3 separate regions of the Homo sapiens genome follow, and regions 1 and 3 are each linked to region 2. Evidence: chromatin contacts called from ENCODE Hi-C data. All regions are on one chromosome and are shown on one strand. The core of a region is the stretch at or near the end of the contact, and the rest is flanking DNA. Distances in the headings are between cores, read along the strand shown.

What was found. Hi-C counts contacts between places; a loop is a spot of excess contacts on that map. Pooled maps may share reads with other maps.
Region 1: a loop to region 2 is called in a map of B cell, with 12 times the contacts of the local background. The contact joins the promoter of EFNB2 here to the promoter of ZIC5 in region 2. A Hi-C loop is called at or near these places in 2 of 168 maps with a recorded cell type or tissue (B cell and naive thymus-derived CD4-positive, alpha-beta T cell), 1 of 37 single-sample maps with no recorded cell type and 8 of 50 pooled maps.
Region 3: a loop to region 2 is called in a map of B cell, with 20 times the contacts of the local background. The contact joins the promoter of LINC00391 here to the promoter of ZIC5 in region 2. A Hi-C loop is called at or near these places in 2 of 168 maps with a recorded cell type or tissue (B cell and CD4-positive, alpha-beta memory T cell), 6 of 37 single-sample maps with no recorded cell type and 14 of 50 pooled maps.

What each region holds. Positions count from the first base shown.
Region 1 is chr13:106,533,439-106,537,172 of GRCh38, reverse strand. It overlaps EFNB2 (ephrin B2), which reads left to right and starts at 1,511. Exons shown (of 5, transcript NM_004093.4): 1 at 1,511-2,330. The coding sequence starts at 2,209. RefSeq lists an enhancer at 414-483 and a silencer at 1,064-1,723.
Region 2 is chr13:99,969,690-99,973,337 of GRCh38, reverse strand. ZIC5 (Zic family zinc finger 5) reads left to right here and starts at 1,571. Exons shown (of 2, transcript NM_033132.5): 1 at 1,571-3,211. The coding sequence starts at 1,735.
Region 3 is chr13:94,706,347-94,709,762 of GRCh38, reverse strand. It overlaps LINC00391 (long intergenic non-protein coding RNA 391), which reads left to right and starts at 1,262. Exons shown (of 3, transcript NR_170286.1): 1 at 1,262-1,412. It overlaps SOX21 (SRY-box transcription factor 21), which reads left to right. Exons shown (of 1, transcript NM_007084.4): 1 at 1-141. RefSeq lists enhancers at 2,654-3,335, 2,000-3,416.

The DNA of each region.
Region 1 (3,734 bases), core at 262-2,761, 6.6 Mb before region 2:
TTCTGCTCTCAAAGATCTGTTTGGAAGAGTAAGTGTATTCAGTACTTTGTATGCCTTAATGTGTTTTCTATCTTAAACTAGTCTTCACAAGCTTTTACCACTCCAACTGAGATGTATACGTTAAGTTAGACTAATGTTTCAAAAACGGATACTTAAAAGCAACGTACCATAAAAATCTTCAGAAATTGTTACAAAGAAGAGTGAAAGAAAACAAGGTGTTTTACCATATGCATTTTTAAATTTAGCGTAGTGGATACTTTGTTTTAAAAATACATAATTTGTAGAATTACTGCCCAGTTTGTGTTTGAAACATAAATCCTGGGGTGGACGGCATTAAATTGAAAAAAAACGTGGGCATACAGTATATTTTAATTTTTCATACTGAATCGTACATTTGCACTGTGCCTTATTTCTACCGTGTTCTTCCTACTGTTGGACATATAAAAAGATTTTCCTTGGAACTGTGACTTGATTAGATGCTGCAGTATGCTGGATCCGGGTCGGTGGACCGCAGAGCGCTCGAGATGCGGAGAAGCAAAGCTGGCCGCTAGTGGGCGCTGTGGCTCCGTGGAAGTCACGGACGAGCGTCAGCACCGGCGCTCGACCGGGAAAGTAGCGAGGAGTTCCTGCCAGCTCTGCTCTGGGGTCTTGCAGACGCCGAGTGAGAAGCACATGCCTTGACTTTTCCATCTCACACCCTCTAAATCTCTGGTCACTTTGGGAAGCGCGCGTGTCTCCTAGAGGCTAGTGAGACGGTCCCCGCGTCGTGCCTGTGCCGGCGACACGCGGGGAAAGCTCCAGGGGCGCCACCTTCCCGGGGGGCCAGGAGGGAAGGGAGACGCCCGCAGAGAAGGCGGGAGGCGACGATGCTCAGGCCCTGATTAGAGCTGCAAATTCCGGCGCCGCGTCGCAGGAATCGTCTTGCAATTCCCGGCCCCACTGACTGAAACTGAGCCGTAGGCGATTGGTACCAAAATCAAGTGAGAAGCCCTCGCCGAGAGGCGTCGGGAGAAGCGCGCAGAAGCCGGGAGCTCTAAGGGTGCGCGCGGAGTGCAAGTCTTGCACGCGGGGCAGCGCCGCATCTGCGGAGAAGGGACGCCGAGCGGAGCCTGCTGCCTTCCGCACTGCTCGAGGGAAAGCCGCGCCCTCTGATTCCGCCGAGGGGGAAGGCGCCCCCGGGCGCGGAGACAGGTGGCCCGCTACTCGGCCGTCGCTGTTTCCACGTCTGCACCGCGCCCAGAAGGCCTCTCGCCGCCCCGGGGGCGCCCTGTGCACGCGCTGAGCGCTTCTCCTGCCCGGCTTCTGCTCCGCTCCCGCCGCCCGCGGGAGCCAGGGGCGGGGCTCACCTGTCAGCCCGAGCCCCGCCTCGCGGCACCCAATGTCGGGAGGGGATGGCGGACGGACGGACCGGCCGTCCAACCAGCGCGCGGCCGCGGAGCCGCGGGCCAATGGGCTTCGCGCGGCGGGGCGGGGCCCCGCGTTTATAGCGCTCTGACAGCGCGGCGGCCGCGCTGACTCTCCTCGGCGGGGACCGCGGCGCCGGCCGGAGCGAGGAGCTGCGCACGCAGCGGGTCCCGGCGCCCTCCCCGCACACAAAGGCCCGCGCGCGTCCGGAGCCCGCGGCGGGGACCGAGCTCCCTCTTTCCTGCCCTGGGGGCCGGGAGCCGCGCGGACTGAGAAGGCTCCTGCGCGCCCGGAGGCGCCCTACTCCGCTCCGTGCTCCGGGACATGGAACCGCGCCGACGCGGCGCCCGCGCGCTCGGGCCGCTGCCCGCTGCACTGGATCTATAGTCACAGGCGGCCCCGCTCGGGGCGCAGCGCCCGCCGCCCGCGCCGGTCGTCTCCGCTCCGGGTCTTTGTGTCCCAGCCCGCACCCGCCCCGCGCCCACCCGCCAGCCGCGGCCGGCCCGGCACCCTGGAGCCGCACGGGAGTCGGCCGTCCGAGCTGCGTCCGGCGCGGCGCCCCGGAACCCCGAGTCCGCCGCGCCGCCGCGCCCCGCGCGTGCGCTCCCGCCCCGCGCCCTGAGGGCCCCGGAGAGCGAGCGCACCTGGCCCGGCGACCGCTGGAGCTGCGCAGCGCGCCTCGGAGCTGCCTGCGGGCGCACGCCGTCTTCCCCGCCAGTCTGCCCCGGAGGATTGGGGGTCCCAGCCTGCGTCCCGTCAGTCCCTTCTTGGCCCGGAGTGCGCGGAGCTGGGAGTGGCTTCGCCATGGCTGTGAGAAGGGACTCCGTGTGGAAGTACTGCTGGGGTGTTTTGATGGTTTTATGCAGAACTGCGATTTCCAAATCGATAGTTTTAGAGCCTATCTATTGGAATTCCTCGAACTCCAAGTAAGTGGCGTCCGCGATCCCCCTATGTCCCCGCCCCGGGGTCCGCCGCGCCGTCCGGGCGGGAGGAGGGGTCAGTCCGCGGGGCCTCGGAGCCTGTTTCTGGAACCTCGGTTCCCCGTCCCCCACCCCCAACCCCCGCCCCATTTCACTAGGTGGAGACTCCTCGCTCGGCTTTCCAACCCGAGCCCCGCTGGAACGGACGGTCTCTCCGCCTTTCCTCCCCCGAACGCTCCCAGGCGCTAAAAGCTACTATCGGCTCGGGTGTCAAGTCCGGGAAGGTGTCCGATGGCGATACCTGACCCTCTCCTGTTTTCGAGGACGAAGGACATGGCCACAATCTAGGCTGGCCGGCACGCGGGGACTGGTGGGCTCTGGAGAGAGGCGGAGATGCTGCATTCGCGGGGAGCGCGGGCGGCGTGGTCCGGGGCCCGCGGGCGGGCGACCGGGGTGGCAGGACGCTGGCAGCGAAGCGCGTTCTGGAGAGGGGAGCCTGGAGTCGCTACGCTGCCCGCAGAGCCCTGGAGCCGGGGCGCCTTGGCACCGCGCCGCCAGCCCGAGGGTGCGCGGGGAGCTCGCCTGCTTCGCAGGAGAACTCGGGCGTCGAGCCCTTTCCTCCGCGCCGGGGAGACGGGCCTTAGGCTTCTCCCTGAGGGCCCGCCGCACCTCGGCCTCCCGCTTCGTTCATAAGCCGGTAGCCCCGGAGTATGCGGTCTCGATGGCCGACCTGATTGTAATGCACTTCCTATAAAAGCTTAGGGCCCTGCCCAGTCGACACTGCTCCTGAAGCCTTCTCCCTCGGGACCCTGGTAGGAATGGGATCCTTAGGATCAGATTTGCTCTTACCGGACTCTACAGCCGGGAGCGAGCCAGGCCTTGTGGAGAGTAACTTTCAGTTTGGGCCACCAGAGTGCATTCAGAATTTAGAAAATCCCATCCATCCCTAAATCTGTGTGGTCATAACTCGTAGTCATCTGGGTATTCAGTACTGTGTATCCCCTTATTTCGAATCACAGCCAAAACATATTTTACAGAATCTTGGAATTGTAGTCTCGGGAAACTTGGAGAAGAAGTATGCAGACATTAGCTGGTTTCTGGAGAAAACGTTTGAGATCAGAAGCAAAATCAATGGCCTAATTGAAGTTGAGCAAGTTGGGCCTGGTTTTAGGAGAAAAGAAATGGGGGATTGATTTAGAAATCACGTCTTAAAGGAGTGTGTCCATTCTCTTAAAAGTGTCAAATTTCAAATTCACTAACATGTTAACCAAGAATCCCTTCATGAAAAGGGCGAAAACGTCGGTTACAAATCGGTTTAAACAAATGTTTGTATGATGCTAGAAGGCACTTTCAACACCGCTCATACGGAGAAGTTACTTAGCTCTGCCTCCTTCCATGTAGTCTGCTCTT
Region 2 (3,648 bases), core at 322-2,821:
CAGAATATTTCTGATTACTTCCCACGGCCATCTCCCCAATAACGGCTTTGTGCAGTCTACTTTTACTTGGACTGCAAATGAATTAAGTTGGAAACATATTTTATTGTATCCCCAAAGAAAAAGATCACATTCTAATCATTATCACTTTTTTTTTTTTTACAAGTAATGTTACGGATGACAGCAAAATACAAATTTTAAAATCCTGGCTTTAATATTTGAGCATTTTGTAACATCACAAATTTCAAAAATGCTTTCTTTTAAAATCTGAAAAGGACACTTTTGGGGCAGTAAAATCCTTAATTTGGGGGGAGGGTCCCACATTTCTCCGCCCACCAAAAAGTGATGCAGGGAATTTCTATTTTTAAAAAATCGATTTGATACCAAACCTCTGGAAAGGGATGGGATTCGCTTTTTTAAAAGCCAGTTTTTATGGTTTTCAAATAAGACATCTTAGAGGTAGACTGGTTTATGAGAAAACGATAAAAAGGTGAAAGATTATTCTATCAGTAAATAAAAAGCAAAGATATTTCTTGATTTCAAAATAATATTTTATTGGATCAGTTCTAATTGTGGATCAGTCAAAGAAACTGAGGCATACATGTGGACTGTGGACTGGGATCTGGACCGGAAGGAGAAATTCTACTTAAAGGACGGTGCTTATTTAGCGGCTTCTCTCTGCAGAGATGCCGTTTGGCCTGCCCCGCCACTGTATCTCCGAAAGGCAAAAGTTAGAATCGCTGCCCGATCTCCTCTCCCCCGCCCCTACTGTAGATCTAATTGGAAGTGGCAGATCTAGAACCGATGAGTAGTGAGATTACACTTCCATCCAACTCCTTTGAACCATGTTGAAAAGGACTCTCCATGAGATAAAAAGTCGAGGTAAAACGGTTCCTTTGGGGGAAAGACTTATTTTGACTTCACCTGGTGTTTCGCGGAGCCAAATCACTCAAGTTGTCTTGCAACCAATAGACTTTATCTTCTTCACTCCGTCTACTGTCTATGCGCCCTAGGTGAGCGCTAGGCAGGTTGGGTGTCCAAACAAGAAGTTTCTAGCATCACCACTACAGGTAGGACGGGCTATTCACCCTTCTCTCCCAAACAGCAGCCCAGGGCTCTTCCACCCCACAAGAGAGGTGGAGGTAGAGGCAGAAAGTACTTGGGTGCCAGAAGGCACACAGAGAAGTGAGGCCAAGGTTTTTGAAACTGGGACTGCCCCTCGGGGGTCCTCAGCCCCTCACCACCCCGCGCCCTCTGCCCGCGTGCCGGCGCGCGCTCCGCGAGGTGCGTCAAGGAAGAGCGGGGCGCTGCGCGCGCAGGCCAGGCTCAAACTTTCTGCAAGTGCAACTTGGGCATCCCCGGGGAGGCGGGGACGTGTGGCTCCAGCGGAGGAGGGGGCGCGAAGCGAAAGCGCAGGCGGCCGCAAGCACGGGGGCGAATCCCCGCTGGGTCGAGGGCCTGAACGGGAGCCAATCGAGCAGCCGAGGCTACTGCCAATCACGCGGCTCCCTCCAATCCCACCCGTGCCATTTCCAAAATCTCGGTCCCACTGTGCAGCTCAAATGTGGTGTTCACTCTGCCAATCGCTGGAGGATAGAGTGGGAACAGGAATAAGCAGAGTTAAGAGGCCAGGACAAAAGAAGTTAAAGAGCGCCCAATACATACATGTTTTTGAAGGCGGGCAGAGGGAATAAAGTCCCCCCAGTGAGGGTCTATGGGCCTGATTGTGTAGTTCTGATGGAGCCCCCTTTGAGCAAGAGGAACCCGCCAGCGCTGAGATTAGCGGATTTGGCAACGGCTCAGGTCCAGCCGCTTCAGAATATGACAGGCTTCCCGGCGCTGGCCGGCCCGCCCGCCCACTCCCAACTCCGGGCCGCCGTCGCGCACCTCCGCCTGCGGGACCTGGGCGCTGACCCCGGCGTGGCCACCACTCCGCTCGGACCCGAGCACATGGCCCAGGCGAGCACGCTGGGCCTCAGCCCTCCCTCCCAGGCGTTCCCGGCACACCCGGAGGCTCCGGCAGCCGCCGCCCGTGCTGCAGCCTTGGTCGCGCACCCCGGCGCGGGCAGCTACCCCTGCGGCGGGGGCAGCAGTGGCGCGCAGCCCTCCGCGCCCCCGCCCCCAGCCCCTCCTCTTCCTCCCACCCCTTCACCCCCTCCCCCTCCCCCGCCTCCTCCTCCTCCTGCCCTCTCGGGCTACACCACCACCAACAGTGGCGGCGGCGGCAGCAGCGGCAAAGGCCACAGCAGGGACTTCGTCCTCCGGAGGGACCTTTCCGCCACGGCCCCCGCGGCGGCCATGCACGGGGCCCCGCTCGGAGGGGAGCAGCGGTCCGGCACCGGCTCCCCCCAGCACCCGGCCCCGCCTCCCCACTCGGCCGGCATGTTCATCTCCGCCAGCGGCACCTACGCGGGCCCGGACGGCAGCGGCGGCCCGGCGCTCTTCCCCGCGCTGCACGACACGCCGGGGGCCCCAGGCGGCCACCCGCACCCGCTCAACGGCCAGATGCGCCTGGGGCTGGCGGCGGCAGCGGCAGCCGCGGCGGCTGAGCTGTACGGCCGCGCCGAACCGCCCTTCGCGCCGCGCTCTGGGGACGCGCACTACGGGGCGGTTGCGGCCGCAGCGGCGGCCGCCCTGCACGGCTACGGAGCCGTGAACTTAAACCTGAACCTGGCGGCTGCGGCGGCCGCAGCAGCGGCCGGGCCCGGGCCCCACCTGCAGCACCACGCGCCGCCCCCGGCGCCGCCGCCGCCGCCGGCGCCCGCGCAGCACCCGCACCAGCACCACCCCCACCTCCCAGGGGCGGCTGGGGCCTTCCTGCGCTACATGCGGCAGCCAATCAAGCAGGAGCTCATCTGCAAGTGGATCGACCCCGACGAGCTGGCCGGGCTGCCGCCGCCGCCGCCGCCGCCGCCGCCGCCGCCGCCACCGCCCCCGGCCGGCGGCGCCAAGCCCTGCTCCAAAACTTTCGGCACCATGCACGAGCTGGTGAATCACGTCACGGTGGAGCACGTGGGAGGCCCCGAGCAGAGCAGCCACGTCTGCTTCTGGGAGGACTGTCCGCGCGAGGGCAAGCCCTTCAAGGCCAAATACAAGCTCATCAACCACATCCGCGTGCACACCGGCGAGAAGCCCTTTCCCTGCCCTTTCCCCGGCTGCGGCAAGGTCTTCGCGCGCTCCGAGAACCTCAAGATCCACAAGCGTACTCATACAGGTGGGTGTCTGTCCCCGGCCGCGCCGCCGCCGCCGCCACCAGCTCCTGCGCCGCCGCCGCTTCCGCCGCTGCTTCTCCTCCTCCTCCTGCTCGCCTTAATTTTTTTCTCCTTCTGCTGCTTCTCTTCGCATACGTATAACCCGGACATGTGACTTCTTTTTTTTTCTCTCCCCCCCTTTTTTTTTTCTATGAATAAGTAATTCGATAGCACACACAGGCCCCGCGTTGGGTTCCCACACGGCGGAGTCTCCAGCGCGCCCGCAGCCCCTCGGCCGGGACCCGCAACGCGCGCCAGCCGCCGCCGCCGCCACCTCGGAGCAGACGCAGCAGCAGCTGGAGCAGGAAGGCGCCCAGGACGGTCGGCAGTCCCCACCCGCCCGGCCCTGGGAAGTCTGGGAGGGCGATGGAAAGAGAGGCCGGGCCGCCCCGGCAAGCGC
Region 3 (3,416 bases), core at 13-2,512, 5.3 Mb after region 2:
GTGTAAATGATTTTCTAGTGTGACCTTCTAATTTAATATTAGACGTCTAAGGTATATCTGTAAATTAGAATCCGACTATCACTCTGTTCATTTTTTTTGAACAAAGAGTTTAAATAAAGCCTGAACCAGGGAAAAGAAAAATCTTCTATTTCTTGTTGAGTTCCTAACAAGATTTTTATCTGAATTGCCCTTACGTGCCTGGTCCAGGTGAAGTGTAAGGTATCCTCCAAAGGCACCCTTTGTTTCACTTTTGAATAGATTTACTAGGAAATCTAAATCAAGCCATTGTTATTCAGAGCCAAAAACCTGATTTATCACATTTTTAATCGTGAATAGGAAAGAAGATTTTTAAAAAGCCCAAGTCGTTGTATTAGCTTTAACAACAACAAAAAAAAGGCATTCATGAACCAGTAGAACAGAGCCCATTGAAAACATCCAGACCTTTCAAAGCATTTCACCAGTTTCTAGTAACATTTTAAGAGGGGAAAGTTGCTTGACCACTTTATCTTGTTAGTTGAAGAGCCCCACCACTTAAATCAGTGTAATTTGTTCTCCTATCTTTGGGGTATTCCTTGTTGACACCTTAAGGTTTTATTTGGAAGGATAATCACTACTAACGACAAAGTACAAATTTTGGCCTCTTTAGGACTTAATTTTGTTATGCTAATCGCATTAAAGTAGAAGTATAACATTCAAATGGAGAGGGTTGGATTTCTAGGGCTAGACAAATTGCTACTAAAGTTTGAAAAATCATAAAGGATTTTAATTTTAGACAAGAAATAGAAGACTGTCAGAAAAAAAAAAATAGGAAGATCTCGCCCCCCCGCAACCAAAATGGAAATTCTCAAGATACTATATACAAGTCTTAAACCAGTTTCCCCATTGAGACCATCTCTGGAGCTGCACGTCTTTATAAACGACCCAAGTCTTTAAAGTCATTGTTTTCCCCCAACGGAATAATATTTTAAAAACCATGAAAAGTTTTGGAAATGTGAGAAATAGGCTCTGCTGGTTTGACCCTGATTCACTAATTAAAATGATCCCTCTCCTGTTATTCCCTGAGCTCTTTGCAATATTATAAGTTAATTCATATGGTTCTGAGCGATTATGCAAAACTAATTTGGACTGTCCAGGGGTAATTATCCCTGACACGGTTAATTAAATCCTTTCAAGGCTTCGTCTTTCCCTTTTGTAGCAGCCCATCCCTTCTCAACACGGAACTTCCTGCGGCTCGCTGGAAATCACCCCAGCCCTAAATCTTAGTTACCACCCTGAGCCTTCCAGCTCGGCCGCCTCCTCGGCCTGAAGACTCCCCGCCTCCTCCCGCCCCCTCCCCTTTTCCCAAAGATCAGCGTTTTCTGGGAGAAACGCTCCGGAGTTGTTGATGAATGAGAAGAGGACTGGAAAGATGGGTAAGAGGAGGGGTGAGGATGCCGAGGGGGAGCACCGAGGTCATATCGCCAACAGATTGTGCGGCTGTTTGAGGACCTCCACAGGCCCCACAGACTCGTTTATCACCCATTCTGACTCCAATGGTCTTGCTAACAAGTTGGCGGGTTTTGCGCCTGCAGAGAGCCTCCTGCCAAGTTAGACTGTGCAGAAGTAAGGGGTTGGAGCGGGGGGAGCGGCTCCGGGGCAAGAGGGCGTAGAGAAAGGCCCGGGGGTGGGTGGTGTAAGCGTCTGAAAGTGGCCCACAAATGCAGCGCTGTGATTGGGCAGAGAGCTGCTGCTGGCTCGCGATCTCTATCTCCATCTCTTTATCTATCTCCGTCTCTCTCCCTGTTTCTCCATTTTTCTTTCTTTCCTTCTCTCTCCTTCCTTCCTTCCATCTTTCTTCTTTCCCTTCCTTTTATTCTTCTATTTTCGTTTCTTTTCAAGGTTTTTTTTAAAGCCATGATGCAATTTCTTTGGTATTCACCGTTGTCCCAAAACTTGAAGCAAGCCTCGTATCCAAGGGGCCAGGCATGTTGCTTCGGGCTTTGTGCAAACAGGTGGAATTGCGCTGTGTAAGCAGTAAGAACTGGTGCTGGGGACGCTGTCGCGCGAGGGGGTGGCTTTGGGAGAGCAGGGTTGCTGGCCGCGATTGTTACTTCCCTTGACAATTTCCTCCTCCCCCTCCCCCAAGAAGATAGGAGAAAGCACCGCGGATCTCCCTCTCACCCCAGGCTCGGGGCGCAGAAGATGGAGAGAAGATTCCACTCTCCCCGGAGCAGATAGGGACGGTCGCGCCAGCCAATCAGAGCGCGGCTCGGCGCCGGCGCTCCCGGCCGCCTGGGCCGCCGTGTCCTCCAGGCAAGCGAAGTTCCCGCAACTCGTCCGCCTCGAGGGTCCGCGTCTTTCTTGCGCCCGCGGCCCAGCGGAGGCCGAGGGAGCCGTCCAAACTTTATTAATCTCTCCTCCTTTCTTTCTCCCTCAGCCCAGTGCATCTCAAAGGTCAGCCCTCTTCTTTTAAAAGACTGATATTATTAATGCACTGACAATTCCTCCCCCCCTTTTCTTTTTTCTCTCTTGCAGGGGGGAAAAAAAGGGAAATGGTGAAAAGAGCTTTTTTTATCCTTTTTTTTTTTTTTGTCCTTCAGTGGGAGCGTTTAGACAGTCGAGGAGGTTTTGTCCGAGAACAAAACGCAGGGTTGGGAGGTTTTGTGAGAGTGTTGTTTGTTGAAGTGGAGCTAAGAAAAAGCGGCGGCTTTCTCCTCATTGTGAAGAAACCAATCAGTGGTATTTGGAAAACTGTTAGCATTGTGCACTTCTTCTGTGTCCATTGTGAGGCGTTTCTTTTCACAAGGTTTTTTTTTCAGCCGATCCAGCTGGCCGGAATGAATAGCGGTGCAATGTGTACACGCTTTGTCCCTCCGGCCTTCAAGTAGCCCCCATTGAATAGACTAAGTTGACACTGCGTGACAGTGAAACAACATAATAAAAAATACATGAGCCCCTGAATAGGAGCAGGCGCATAAATAAATAAAATGGGTGACCAAAACTGGATAAACTGAATGACAAAACGGTGAAAGGGGAACAAAAAGATATTTAACACGCTAGATTAGCATTAGAATGCGATCTACAAGGCAGAACAATTGATGAATAGGTTTACCGGCCAAGAAAGAAATGGACTAAATGCCCTTTGAATAGATATGCTTTTTGCAAGGGCTTTGAATAGATATGCTTTTGCAAGGGCTGAATGGGAAAAGGTAAAGATGAAGCTATGCAAATGAGCCGGGGAACTTTTTATATATATTCTTTAAACACACACACACACACTGCGGGGGGAAGAGTGCTGCCTCGGGATGTTTATAGAAGCAATAATTGCCATTATTAGCATTGTCTGCGGCAGATAGAAATTGAACAGGTTGGGATAATATAGGGTAGCAGTAATTATTCTTCTAATTAATGGTCCTTTGCTACTTGAAAAAAGAAAA